Linked DNA regions of Mus musculus: region 2 is linked to region 1. The links are chromatin loops, found by intact Hi-C in ENCODE. Cell type or tissue: heart. All regions are shown on one strand. Each heading gives the region's core, and the rest is flanking DNA. Links, peaks and the distances in the headings are about the cores only.

Region 1 (6,000 bases), core at 644-5,643:
AGTTACATAGTGAGACCCTGTCTCAGAAAAAAAAAAAAATTGTTGCTCCACCCCTTAATTACAGCAACTTCTGCTAAATCATGGATTCTAAGTGGTCTAGCACTAGCAGTGAGAGAGAGTGCTCCCCCAACAAGCCAGGAACCTGCTAGAAACTCATTCTGTTATCCCAGCCTACTTTATATTAATATGATACACACTAATGGCTGTGAAATGCTGGAGTAAGAATAATTTCCTTTCATGATGGAACCAGAGTTGTGATTTATTGAATCTGAGCTCTTAAAACAGTGACTCAGTAACTTCCTTGCTGTGTTCCTTTGTACCCAGGTCCCCTCCTCTCACAATGCTCTTCCTCTGCGCTACCAAGTTCTCTGCGGCTGCCCCTCCAGCTTGCACGGATATCACTGCGTTCCTGAGTAGCGACTCAAGTTGTCAGCCAAAGGTGCCAATTGCCAGCTCTGAGACTAGGACCCAGGGGTCTGGCCCAGCTGTACCAACCTCTAAAGAGGCAGCCACATCTCTAGCGTCTTTTTTTCAAAAAGCTGCCAAAAAGCAGAGAATGAAAGAGACTTCCTTTGTACCTCTTAACACAGCCACAGAGAAGTTATCATCCAAGCCTTCACTTGTGTTCCAAAGCAGCCAAACCACAGGAAGTCAGTCTTTCTTTAAGCAGAAGAGCCTGCTGCTCCAGCACACACAGCTTAGTAACTCTGCGGCTCCTGACCCTCCACAGGCCAGCCCTGCAGCGCAACCAAGCTGTCTGCCAGCAGAGTGTGTAGACAGTGGTCCTGATGATGGAGCGGTGAAGCCAGTATCCTCTAAAGCAGTGTCTACAGAAATGAATGTGGCTGGGGACAGTCCAAACGTGCTCGATTCTCCAGCTTACAACTCTCAGGAGGTGACCCAAAGGGCCACTGAGGACCAAGTGCTCTGTGAGAAGTGTGACTCCCTGGTTCCAGTGTGGGACATGCCAGAACACACGGACTACCATTTTGCATTGGAGTTGCAGAAGTCTTTTTTGCAGCCTTGTACTTCAAAACCCCAGGCTATTCCTGCCGTGTCTCCTCAGGGCAAAAGAAATCCCAAGAGTCCCTCGGCTTCCAGTAGTAAGCGCCTTAGGCCCCATGGCATGCAGACGCTGGAATCGTTTTTTAAGCCACTGACACATTAGTGCTGCCTGGGGCATCAGGAGGGCTCTACTATTTTTTTTCTAACGGATGGAATCATGTTGACTGCTCAAGGGGAATATGACATTTCTAATACAAAGTTAGGGGTTTTTTCTTCCAATGGGACTCTGATCCTGTTGCTGATCAATGCTTTTCCTCTCTAGGGAGACAGAGTGTCATAAAAGGTATAAAGAACCTGGCAAGCTCACTTGCTTCCCTATAAACTAACTAAAGACTAAACAGGAGTATAACTCAAAAAAACTGTAAAAGAAAGGGGAAATGGGGCTGGAGATAGAGCTCACTTGTCTAGGACGGCATGTGCAAGGCCCCATGTTCACTTCCCAGTTCTGGAAGGAAAACGAGGACTATTAAGATGGGCAAGTGCAAACGGCCAAAGTAATGGATTTAGCAGTCTTTTTCAGCCATGCAGGCTTTTCTGATAAATTACATGACTTTGAATTATGTATGAAACCAGGTAGTAGGTTTAATGGATAGGAAAACAGCATAGATATTTTTTCCTACATAAATACAAATCAACTTTTTTTTTTTTTTTTTTTTTTTTTTGGTTTTTCGAGACAGAGTTTCTCTGTGTAGCTCTGGCTGTCCTGGAACTCACTTTGTAGACCAGGCTGGCCTCGAACTCAGAAATCCGCCTGCCTCTGCTGGGATTAAAGGCTCATCAACTTACTTATAAATTGGGTCTTTGAAAGATTTGAAATTCACCGCGTTTAGCCGGAAATTACCCTTTCCTTTGACTTTAGTGTGTAGCTTCTTCCCTGGCTAGATATGTAGTTTCTTAAAAGCAAGAACTCTTGCAGTGACTTACATGGAATATGTTCTTGATGTTGGTTGAATGTATGTATTAAATTAGCCACATTGAGACAATAAAAATGTACTCTTTGAGGCCTGGCTTGCATACTTTTACTACCCTAATGTTCTATTAATGTAAAAAAGTGCTTACCGGTGAGTTTCCTGACATTGGGTTGGGTAGGCTAGACTTGTCAGATCTAAGATCCTCGTACTGCATTTTCCTGTGCGCTGAGGTCTAGGTGCATGGTGCCTGTCCCACTGTCACCTATCTCTTAGCTGTTCTGACAGCCTAGGAGTTGTAAAGTAATAATGTTTGCAGGTGCTTTGGTACACGTTTGTAATCCCAACAGTTGCGAAAGGGGACTCAGTCTGGAGTTAAAATCATCCTTGGTGAGACAGCCCGGGCTACATGAGAGACCTAGATTAGGATGTAACCAGTGGGAGAGTACTTGCCTAGCGTGACTTTTAAAAAGAGAAACGTAACAAGCCAGATGTGACCGTGGTAATCCTAGAGTTCTGAAGATGGTGGCAGGCGAATATGGAATTAAATTCCAGGCCAGCTTGGGTAATACAATGAGGCCTTGTCTCCAAAGAGAGAAGCATTGTAGCAGAAACTCAGGTGTCTTAGACTTAGACACCTTAGAGATAAGTTGGAGGAGTCAGGTGGAGGATGGCTTATGCTTGTGGACCAGTAGAGGGCAGCGTTAGCAGTATGCCTTGTTCATTGGGCAGAGCTGCCCTATTGTACAGTTTATGGGACTAGTGCTCTAAACAGTGCTGAGAAAGTAGCATTGTGCTACAAGATGACCTCGCTTTCCTCAATGCTCAGAGCTCCTAATAAAAGTTTTACCCACAGGCTTCTTAATAATTAAGCCAATGGTATTCTCAGGATGGGGTTTCTCTGTGTCCTCACTGTCCCAGACTGGCCTTGAGTTCACAGAGATCTGCCTGCCTCTGCTTTAAGTGATGGGATTAAACATGCACCCTTAGGGCTGGAGGATGGCTCAGTGGTTAAGAGCACTGACTGCTCTTCCACGGAGGTCCTGAGTTGAATTCCCAGCAAACATATAGTGGCTCGCAACCGTCTGTAATGGGATCCAATGCCCTCTTTCTGGCGTCTGAAAAGAGCAATAGTGTACTCATATATATAAAATAAATCTTAAAAAACAAAAAGTGCACCTTTAATAAAAACTGTTTTTTTAAACCATACCAGATAATGGTGGCACATACCTCTAATCCTAACTAAACTGAGTTAAGGCTACATAGCCAAGAGCCTATGTCAAAGTACAAAAACAGGGCTTGGAGAGATAACTCATCGGTTGGTACCTAAAATTCAGAAAGGCCTAGATTCAGCCTTAGTGTGTATGGTTTTAAAGCAGACATGAGCCACGCCTGCAACCCCAGCATTTGAGAGGTGACCCGAGCTAAAGGTCATCCTCAATTACATGGTCAGCTAGAGCCGCCCACCTCAAAAAGGCTCTGCAGGCCGAATGCCATGTAGATTTGGGCCACGTGTATCATTTGTTTTGCTAGGATTAGTACTCAGGCCCTGTTTAATATGGGATAGCCAGAAAGCCTGGGACTAGAGCTCAGTCTGGTGTCTGCCTAGCACATACAATGCCCTGGATTCCAAAATGTATGATAGTCTGAACACAGAACTAGGAAGGACTGAGGACTAGCTAAAGTGGCCCTCGATACCTCAAGAATCTAGGCTATAAATGAGAAATGTGAGGGCTCCATGACCACCCACCTCTGGTACTCTGAGGAGAGGGTTCACCCACTTGCCGCTGACAGGCACACAATGTGGTATGTACAATGGCTAGCTATTTGAGCCGAAAAGGCCTTTTTACCTTATACTCTGCTCAAAGAATGATGCAAAACAAATCACAACACACATGATATGGCTCCTATGATACAACACTGAGCCTATGGGGGAGGGGACAAGAACAGCCAATGAGATGACAGATGACTTCTTTCCCAATTATTCAGAGGTCAATGGAAGGGTGTGACTTGCTTCTCTAATCTTGACAAGAATCTAGTCTTGAAGGTTGAACCTGTGTCTTAAGAATAAGCAGAGTGTCCAATAAAACATTTTTTATTCTGTACAATATATATGTGTATTTAAATATATATACATATATATCTATTATGCAGAGAATCTTCCAACAAATCCCTGAGTTCATGGGAACCCAGGAAGCTAACAAAGGGCAAGGCGGGCGTCCACACCTAGGATAGGAAACAGGACATCTTCCCCTTTCCTCCTGGGTCCCAGCAACAGAGGGAAGGGGGTGATCACTACAAATTACTAAAACAAGAAAAAGGTTTATGTAAGAGCAGGATTGGGGATGAGGATCCCAGGAGGCACAAACTGGGTCAGGTCCTATGGCTACCACACAATCTGAAAAAGCATGGAAGCCAACATAACTGTGGAAGGAGAGAAACTGACATGCAGCTGGCCTTTGGTGTGCCAAGCCCGAGCCTGGCAGCCCCACGCCTGAGCCAGCACCACAAATAGCACCAAGTGGGGCCTATGACAGGAGGGTCCGGGGAAGCGGCCCTTGAGAAAAGGAAATGAAGCAGGAATATGCATCGGGACTCAACCCAGGATAGGAGCACAGTCTGTCATGGTCTCTGTGCCATTGCTTCAGTCCCTGGGTCCACCAGGTGGGTAGAGCACTGTCTTTTATCCACAGTCAGGTAGAGCTAGGTAACTTACGTGGCCTTGAGAGGAGGTATAAAAAAAGAAGTGCTGACAAGGGCCACCTCAGTTGTTGACAATTCCTGAAGTGCAGAGATGACACTGGTGAGTCATGCCTGGTCCTGATAGTGGGCCAAGATGGCTGTGTTCTCCTCCCTCCAGCAGACAAGACCAGGCAGCTGCAGGGTTAATGACCCAACCAGGGGAGCACACAGCTGCTGAGCACTGCCCTGAACCGTCTTCTCCCTCAGGACTGCCCCTCCCTGGCCATACCAAACTTGACACCTCTCCAAGAACGTGGCAGGAAGCAAGCGGCAGCAGACACTCCTCTCCCTAGCCTATTAACACACAGAGCCGCCAACAGTGGGCAGCATGGCCGGAAGTCACCTCATGTATTGTAGGACAGCAGTAGAGCTGTTTGGATGACTCAGAAGCCCATGGTGGCCTGGGCCTCTCCTGCTGTGATGGCTTGTACATCCGTGACATGACCGATGCCTTTGGTCACACCCTCCCGGAACAGCAGTTTGGCGCCCACCTTCAGGTATTCTGGGTGTTTCAGGAAACGGAAACGCACCACTGCCTTCTCCCCTGTCCGCAGCTTGTCCTTCAGGAGAAAAGTGGTCACGGCCCAGGCAGGTGCCTCCCATCCCATCATTCTCTGCCAGCCTGGACTCCACCTGTGAGGGCCCCAGGTAGGCTGCTCCCCACCCCACAGGAAGGAGCCTTTGCTCCCGTTATGTGACCAGGGACTCTCAGCCAGATCTGGTGTTAGGCTTCCCTCCTCAGATGGAGTCAGAATACAGACTTCCCTGAAGAAGTGGGACCCGGTTGAAATGGGACCCGGCTGGGTCCCTCTCACCTTTGCGTGGATCTTTTCCACCACTGCTGTTTGACGTACGTTGCCCACATGTACTGTCACCTGGAATCCCCGCCGAAAGGTGGTGGCGTGGAACAGTAGGACTATCTCTGCCTCAAACACTGAGCAGATGGTGGGATTCATCTCGGGACTCACCATGACCATGCCCTGGGAAGGAACAGTTCAAGGTTCACAAAGGGCACACCTGCCATTAGACCCTTTCCAGCCACTCTAGACCCTTCAGAGCTCCTGAGTCCCCTTCTCTCCTACACACCTCCTAAGAAAGGCCTCCAAGAGGAGGGCACCGTGGGAATTTAAGGACCTGTGTTTTGAGCATCCTACGCTCTTTCAGTAGTCTATATAGCCAGGCCTATACTCCTAAGTTAGAGACTGTATTTCCTTGAATTTCTGCATCTTGTGAGACAGATAGATGCTTCTCACTCAGTAGACAGTCTTCTAGACACCTCGGTTCC
Region 2 (6,000 bases), core at 594-5,593, 610 kb after region 1:
ACCAGCTGCTAAGCACATTTGACAGACTGGCAAAGGAGTACCGGTACATGGGTGCACCATGACGGGGCTGCTTGCGCAGGACACAGTAGAGGCCTGCCACAACCAGCGCCAGCACACGGTTCATCAGCACCAGAAACTGGGAGTCTGTGAAATGCTCTCCTGGTGATGTGGCTGTGGCCCCGTAGCTGCCAGTCATCACTCTTTCCTGCAGTATGCCCCAAGTCAGATAGGACACCTGGAAGAGGGAGGGCAGAGAAGAGCGACAGTATAGAAGGAAAGGCAGAAGTCTGTTTCCTACTTCCTCAGAGTTGGTAGCATCAGATGTAACTGACACCATACTTTTGGTTCCTCTGAGGGAGGGGCCTTCTTTCCCAAGCTTTAGCTCATTTTATGGGGGAATCAAATGGAGTTGCAGACACCATGACATCTGCTTTAAGACCAAACACTGTCCTCTTTCATGATGCAAATCCATTAGAGCTGGCTCCACATACCATATAAAGAGTTTTATTTAGTTTGAACTAACTCAAAAAGAAACTGGGATGTTTGGAAGCTGGGGGTGGGGGTGGCTGGACACTTCAATTCAACATATATCTAAGGTGAGTTGGCTCCCACTCTGAATGCCCTGTGATAGCCTCACTCAAAGAAATCCTACTGACAAAATTTTGGAGAAAGCCAAGCATGGTGGTACACGCTGTCACCCCAGCTATTTGGAAGGAAGAAGCAGGAGGGTTGAAAGTTCAAGGCTTGCATTGGGTGGTGGTGGCACATGCCTTTAACCCACTCTGTCCAGCACTCTGGAGGCAGAGGCGTTTGGATTTGAGGCCAGCCTGGTATTGAGAGCAAGTTTCAGGACAGCCAGAGCCACTCAGAGAAACTGTGTCTGGAAAAACAGCGAAGAAAAAAAAGAAAGTTCAAGGCCTGTCTGAGCCTGTGAAACTCTGTCAAAACAGTGTGGTGGGTCATCAATCCTAGCACTTGTAGAGCAGGGGGATCTCTAAGCTGGAGACCAACCTGGTCTATATAGTGAGTTCTGGAGTAATTAGGGCTGCAGAGTGAGACCTTGTCTCAAAATAATAATGTGGGAAGCAGCTCTGGAGATATGTTTAGCCAGCAATTCCTCAAATTCACACTCAGATACAACATACAGACAGAGCAGAATATGGGCATAGGGAAAAAAAATACAACTCAGGCAGGCCTTCTTCCACACTGTAGAAGCCATTGCATGGGTGCGCGCGCGCGCGCGTGGACGTGCGCATGAACACATGCGTGTGTACAGTGAACTTTCATTTCAATACAGGTGTTGAAGGAAGCGCTGGAAGTTCACTTTCAGGACTGGGCTGTGTCCTGTAGGGACACAAACCAGACCCAAACTAACAAACCTTTGGGGTGGGCAGGGAAAATTTGGTTTAAGTCAGGGGCTGTCTGTACCCAGCTGGGGAAGAGAAGGGGAGCCTGTATTCTTACCTGGAGACCCGAGGCACAGAAGACCAGCTTCAGGACCTGCCAAGACGGGGTGGATTCCGCTGTCTCTGTCCGCGGAGCCAGGAGAACCTCATCAGGAGCCTTGGGCTCATTGCCAAACACACAGGCTTTCACCAGGGGGAAGCAGAGACCCCTGCCTGAAGAAGACACAGTCAAGGTCCACAACCTCTGCAGAGCAGCCAGCCCGATCCGGTGTCTGACTTACTGGCCTCCCTCCCGGCCCAAGTCCCGCTCTGCCAACACCTGCAACCAGACTTCCCTCATCTCCCCACCCTCTGGCCACATTACCTGTCTCCAGGTAGTTCTTCCGTCTTAAGTACTGCACCAGGAGGTAGCCAGGTACCATAAAGCTGGCATAGCCCGCTACATTCAACAAGAAGCGGAAGAGCCACAGCTGTGTCCAGGACTGCGGAGGGGCTTCGGGTGACTCTCCACCTGCTCCCAAGGAAGGGAGTGTGGCGAGTACCACTACTGCCCACCATCTGCTGGGACAGCCGAAGCAACGATTAGGTTTGCAGCTCTTCCGCCTCTCTGCCCTCCGGAGGGGACTGTACCAGGGAAGTGCCCAGTGGCCTCCCCGCCCCCTCCGCTGCAGCCCAGAGGGACGGACAAAGAGCCTCTCTCTCCCTCTCTCTCAGGGGGTCCGGCGCAGGCCAGGCAGAACCTCCTCCCTTCTCGGGGACGGCCCCGCCTGTCCAGCCACATAGGTCGCCTCTGTTCCCTTCAGCGCGCGGGCAGCTCAGGCCACAGGCAACCCCCACCCCCTTCCCTCTCCGAAGCGCCACTGTCCCTCATCCCCCTACGCGCGACAATCCCCGAAGCCCCGCGAGGAGCGTAGGCCACATGCCGCGTGCCCATCCACACGGGGCTCCCAACAGTGCCACGCGGATCTGCGGCTGGAGGACCCCCCACCCCGCCTCCGGAGCCCTGGGGTCTCGGTCACGTGGCCCCGGGGTCTCGGTCACGTGGGCCATGGCTGCCCGAGCCCCCCACCTGGCGTCCATGGCCCAGCCGCGTGGGGCGGAGGGGGGACCGGGGAATGTGAGTCCCCCGGGCCGCGCGCTCCCTCCGCTCCCTCTGCCGCCCGCTCCAGCAGCCAGCCAGTCAGCCAGCCAGCGGAAGTGCTGCGCTCTTCCCGCCTCCTCCCCGCCTCAGCCCCCTTCGCGACACTCCGGCCACAGCGACCCCACGCGGCCCGGAGGCAGACCAAGCCCGGTTCCCCTGGGGAACTCCAGTTGGGACTCCCTCCCTTTCCCAGCTTGCTTGGTCACAGCCATCAACCCAACCCAACCCAACCCACACAGAGTGATGATGACCATTGCCATCTAGTGGACTAGGATTTTGAGTATCTGAGACCCAGTACTTCCTCTTACATTACGGTTTTTTTGTTTTTTGTTTTGGTGTTTTTTTTTTTTTTTTTTCGAGACAGGGTTTCTCTGTGTAGCCCTGGATGTCCTGGAACTCACGCTGTATCCCAGGCTGGCCTCGAACTCCAGATCCTCCTGCCTCTGCCTCCTTCAGCAAATCCTACCGGCCTGCGCCACCAGAACCGGCGTTAGTTTTTAAACAATGATGTCTCTTCCTTTTTTGGCTGCATCAGTAATCATCCCCTTAGTACCTGTGATTGTGACCTTCTAGGCTCTGTATGACCTGGTGCGTCCTCCTCGCCCACTTGCCCAACCTTGTAGAGTCCTGTTGGCCTGTTTTCAGTTCCTTTAATTCATCGGAGGCCTTCCCCAATGCTGTCTTTCCCCTTGCTCATCCTAAATCGCAATTTCAACGACACCTGCTTGAAGCTTCCCAGAGGATGATCCTTCGCCCACTCCATTGTCCTCCTTCCTGCTAACGGTTTTCTTCCTTCCCAGTCACCCATTGCAACGTATAACCACATATTTAGTTGTTTATGCCTTTAATATCTGTCTCACTCACAGGATGCATTTGCTTAGTGCTTATAAGCGCTAAGCATCGGAAAGTATGTTGATTTATTTCTTCTCCTTCTTCGTGCATGACCTAGCAGGGCCCTCAGTGTGTGGAGTCTAAGGGGGTTGGGTGGGGGAGGAAAGTTGCAACTCTCTTGTGATCAATGTCCTCAAACTTCTCCAGGGACACGTGTGTGTCTCCATATTCTTCCTCCTCACTCTCCAGCCCTGGGCATTTCCACATGAAGGAGATGTGCCTGTGGTGGCAGGAACCACTTAGGTCTCCTACCATACCCAGCAAGGCCCTGTGCTTGCTCAGGGCTTGTTTCCTTCTCTCTGCCTTTACCCGAGAGTCAGGCCTGCCTATGCATACAACTGTAGAAGGGAAACGTTGTTGTTGTTGTTTTTTTTAAAGCCCCTCTCTTCCATTTTAGTGTCATATTAGAATAACTGCAAAGGTTCAGTTGGGAGCCTTATGTTTGAAGTCTTTAGATAACTTTGCGGTGGCCCGCTGCCACCAGACCTATAATCCCAGCTACTCAGGAGGCTGAGACAGGAAGTTCCCAGTTCAAAGATGACTGCCTGGGCTATAGAGTGAGTTCCAGGCCATCTCTGGCAACTCATTGAGATCCCATCACAACATAAAAAATGAAAAGAGGGCCGGGGACACAGCTCCATGATAGTAAGCTTGCCTACCGCTGGGGAGGCTCTAGGTTCACACCCCAGTGCCAAACACACTCACAAAGGTATTTTAGGTGAGACCCCTCGGGTCAGTTTGCTCATCCCCATTTTCCAGGTAGCTGGCAATTTCAGCCCATGCCATCTTCAACAGAAGCAAGGAGGCTTCCTTCAGGATACCAGTGGCTTCGAGGGTCTTTCAAGAATCTCCATCCAGGCCACTTGGGAAGTCCTTCCTTCCAGATCGGCTCTTCCTCGTCTGCAATCCTTCATCTCATTTTAGGACTATGCTAGCCCCAGGACCAGCATCAGCAGAGGGGCGACATTGCTTGGGTCCCAACTGCAGCAGCTGCGGATCCAGCTTCCAGGTGGGAAGCGGTGGGGACCCATCCGAGCTTCAGTCAGTACATAGCAGTGGTTTGCCGGAGATTTTCAGGTCATCGAAGGGCAAATAAGAAAGGAGCTGAGCGAGAGAGAGAGAGAGAGAGAGAGAGAGAGAGAGAGAGAGAAAACAGAGAGAAGCAGAGTTAATGCCCTAAGTGATGGCACCAGGGATGGCAGCAGGGACCTGGGCAAGCTGAAGGCCAGACAGTGAAAGACCTGGGCATGGCAGAGACCCGAAGATTAGACAAGATCTGAGATAAGCCATGCAGAATATCTGAGCTAGGAGTGACCTTACAGTAGATATAGTATGTCCATTGGCACTATGTATACACAGTGGCTGTTGTTGGGGTTAGGGTTGGGGTGTGGAAGGCTTTTGGATACTTTTGCTTGTTTTTTGAGTCAGGATCTCACTCTGTAGACCAGGCTGGCCTTAAACTCACAGAGATCAGCCTGGCTTTGCCTCTCAAGTGCTGGGATTAAAAGCATGTGCCAGCATATCTTGATGAATATATCTTTTTTTGTTTTTGTTTTTCGAGACAGGGTTTCTCTGTGTAGCCCTGGCTGTCCTGGAACTCACTCTGTAGTAGACCAGGCTGGCTTCGAACTCAGAGATCTACCTGCCTCTGCCTCCCAAGTGCTGGGATTAAAGGCGTGCGCCACCATTCTAATATGACACTAAAATGGAAGAGAGGGGCTATACAGAGAAACCCTGTCTCGAAAAACAAAAAACAAAAAACAAAAAACAAAACCCCAAAAACCAAAAAAACCAAAAAACAAAAAAGAATAAATCTTAAACAAAAAATTTTTAAAAAAGTCTAAGACCTGAAAACCCCGGGTATTTATATGCTGAAGACATTTGCTTCAAGACACGTGCAACGTGTGTGGAGGTGTTGCTCCTCCTGTCCTCCCTCCCGGGCCTCACTATGGCATTGTCTTCAGTCTGGTTAGCTTCACAGAGTCACTCCTGTTGGAGTCCATGTTTGGGCTCCTTGGGCTTAACCAGCCTAGGGAACTGGTTGTAGGCTGGGGGGGGGGGCGGGGGGCGGCAAATACAGCCCAATATGTCACAGTTGGTAAAAAAAAAAAAAAAAAGTAGTTCTGTTCTACCCCCAGCAGTTTTAGGGGGTTGAGGGAACTCATGTAGCTTAGGCTGGCCTTGAACTTGCTATGTAGATGAAGAAGACCTTCAGTTTTGATCCTTTCCCTCCATTTCCTAAGTGCTTAAATAACAGGCATGCACCACTATACATGTGGTGCTGGGTGTTGAACCCAGCACCTCTTACATGCTAGGTAAGCACTCTGTCAACCAAGTTAGACCCTCCAGCCTGACTCCGGCACTGTTAACTGGTGAGCATCCTTTGCCTAATGCATGTGCCTAACTCTGTTATGGGTGAGAGGCTCTGCAAGGCAGATGGTGCGGGTGCGTCTCTTACGTCCTCAGCCAGGTCCTGGGGTGTCTCATCTTCTACATTCAGCAGCAGAGAGTCGGCACCGGCCTCACACAGAGTGGATGAGATGCTGTTGAGGCCCCGGCCAG

The links. Peaks named below come from ENCODE experiments on the same cell type or tissue, not always from the same donor. Only the 100,000 strongest peaks of a DNase experiment are listed, where the experiment ranks them.
Region 2: a loop joins it to region 1, with 2.2 times the contacts of the local background. A loop is called at or near these places in 4 of 42 quality-filtered maps.

Annotation. Positions count from the first base shown.
Region 1 is chr17:46,167,421-46,173,420 of GRCm38, reverse strand. It overlaps Gtpbp2 (GTP binding protein 2), which reads right to left. Exons shown (of 12, transcript NM_019581.3): 11 at 5,531-5,695; 12 at 4,051-5,275. The coding sequence ends at 5,099. Polh (polymerase (DNA directed), eta (RAD 30 related)) reads left to right here. Exons shown (of 11, transcript NM_030715.4): 11 at 325-2,066. The coding sequence ends at 1,168. Among named protein-coding and RNA genes, the nearest start is that of Gtpbp2, 9.4 kb to the right of the region's middle. In heart, for the core only: a CTCF peak has its summit at 2,672 (motif pointing right); DNase peaks (open chromatin) are centred at 4,450, 5,080 and 5,380; H3K27ac peaks cover 396 bases.
Region 2 is chr17:45,560,544-45,566,543 of GRCm38, reverse strand. It overlaps Nfkbie (nuclear factor of kappa light polypeptide gene enhancer in B cells inhibitor, epsilon), which reads right to left. Exons shown (of 6, transcript NM_008690.4): 5 at 5,897-6,000; 6 at 3,375-4,542. The coding sequence ends at 4,477. It overlaps Slc35b2 (solute carrier family 35, member B2), which reads right to left and starts at 2,608. Exons shown (of 4, transcript NM_001357105.1): 1 at 2,476-2,608; 2 at 1,771-1,964; 3 at 1,465-1,619; 4 at 1-235. The coding sequence starts at 2,486. In heart, for the core only: a CTCF peak has its summit at 2,683; DNase peaks (open chromatin) are centred at 1,603, 2,593 and 3,083; H3K4me3 peaks cover 1,781 bases; H3K27ac peaks cover 1,406 bases.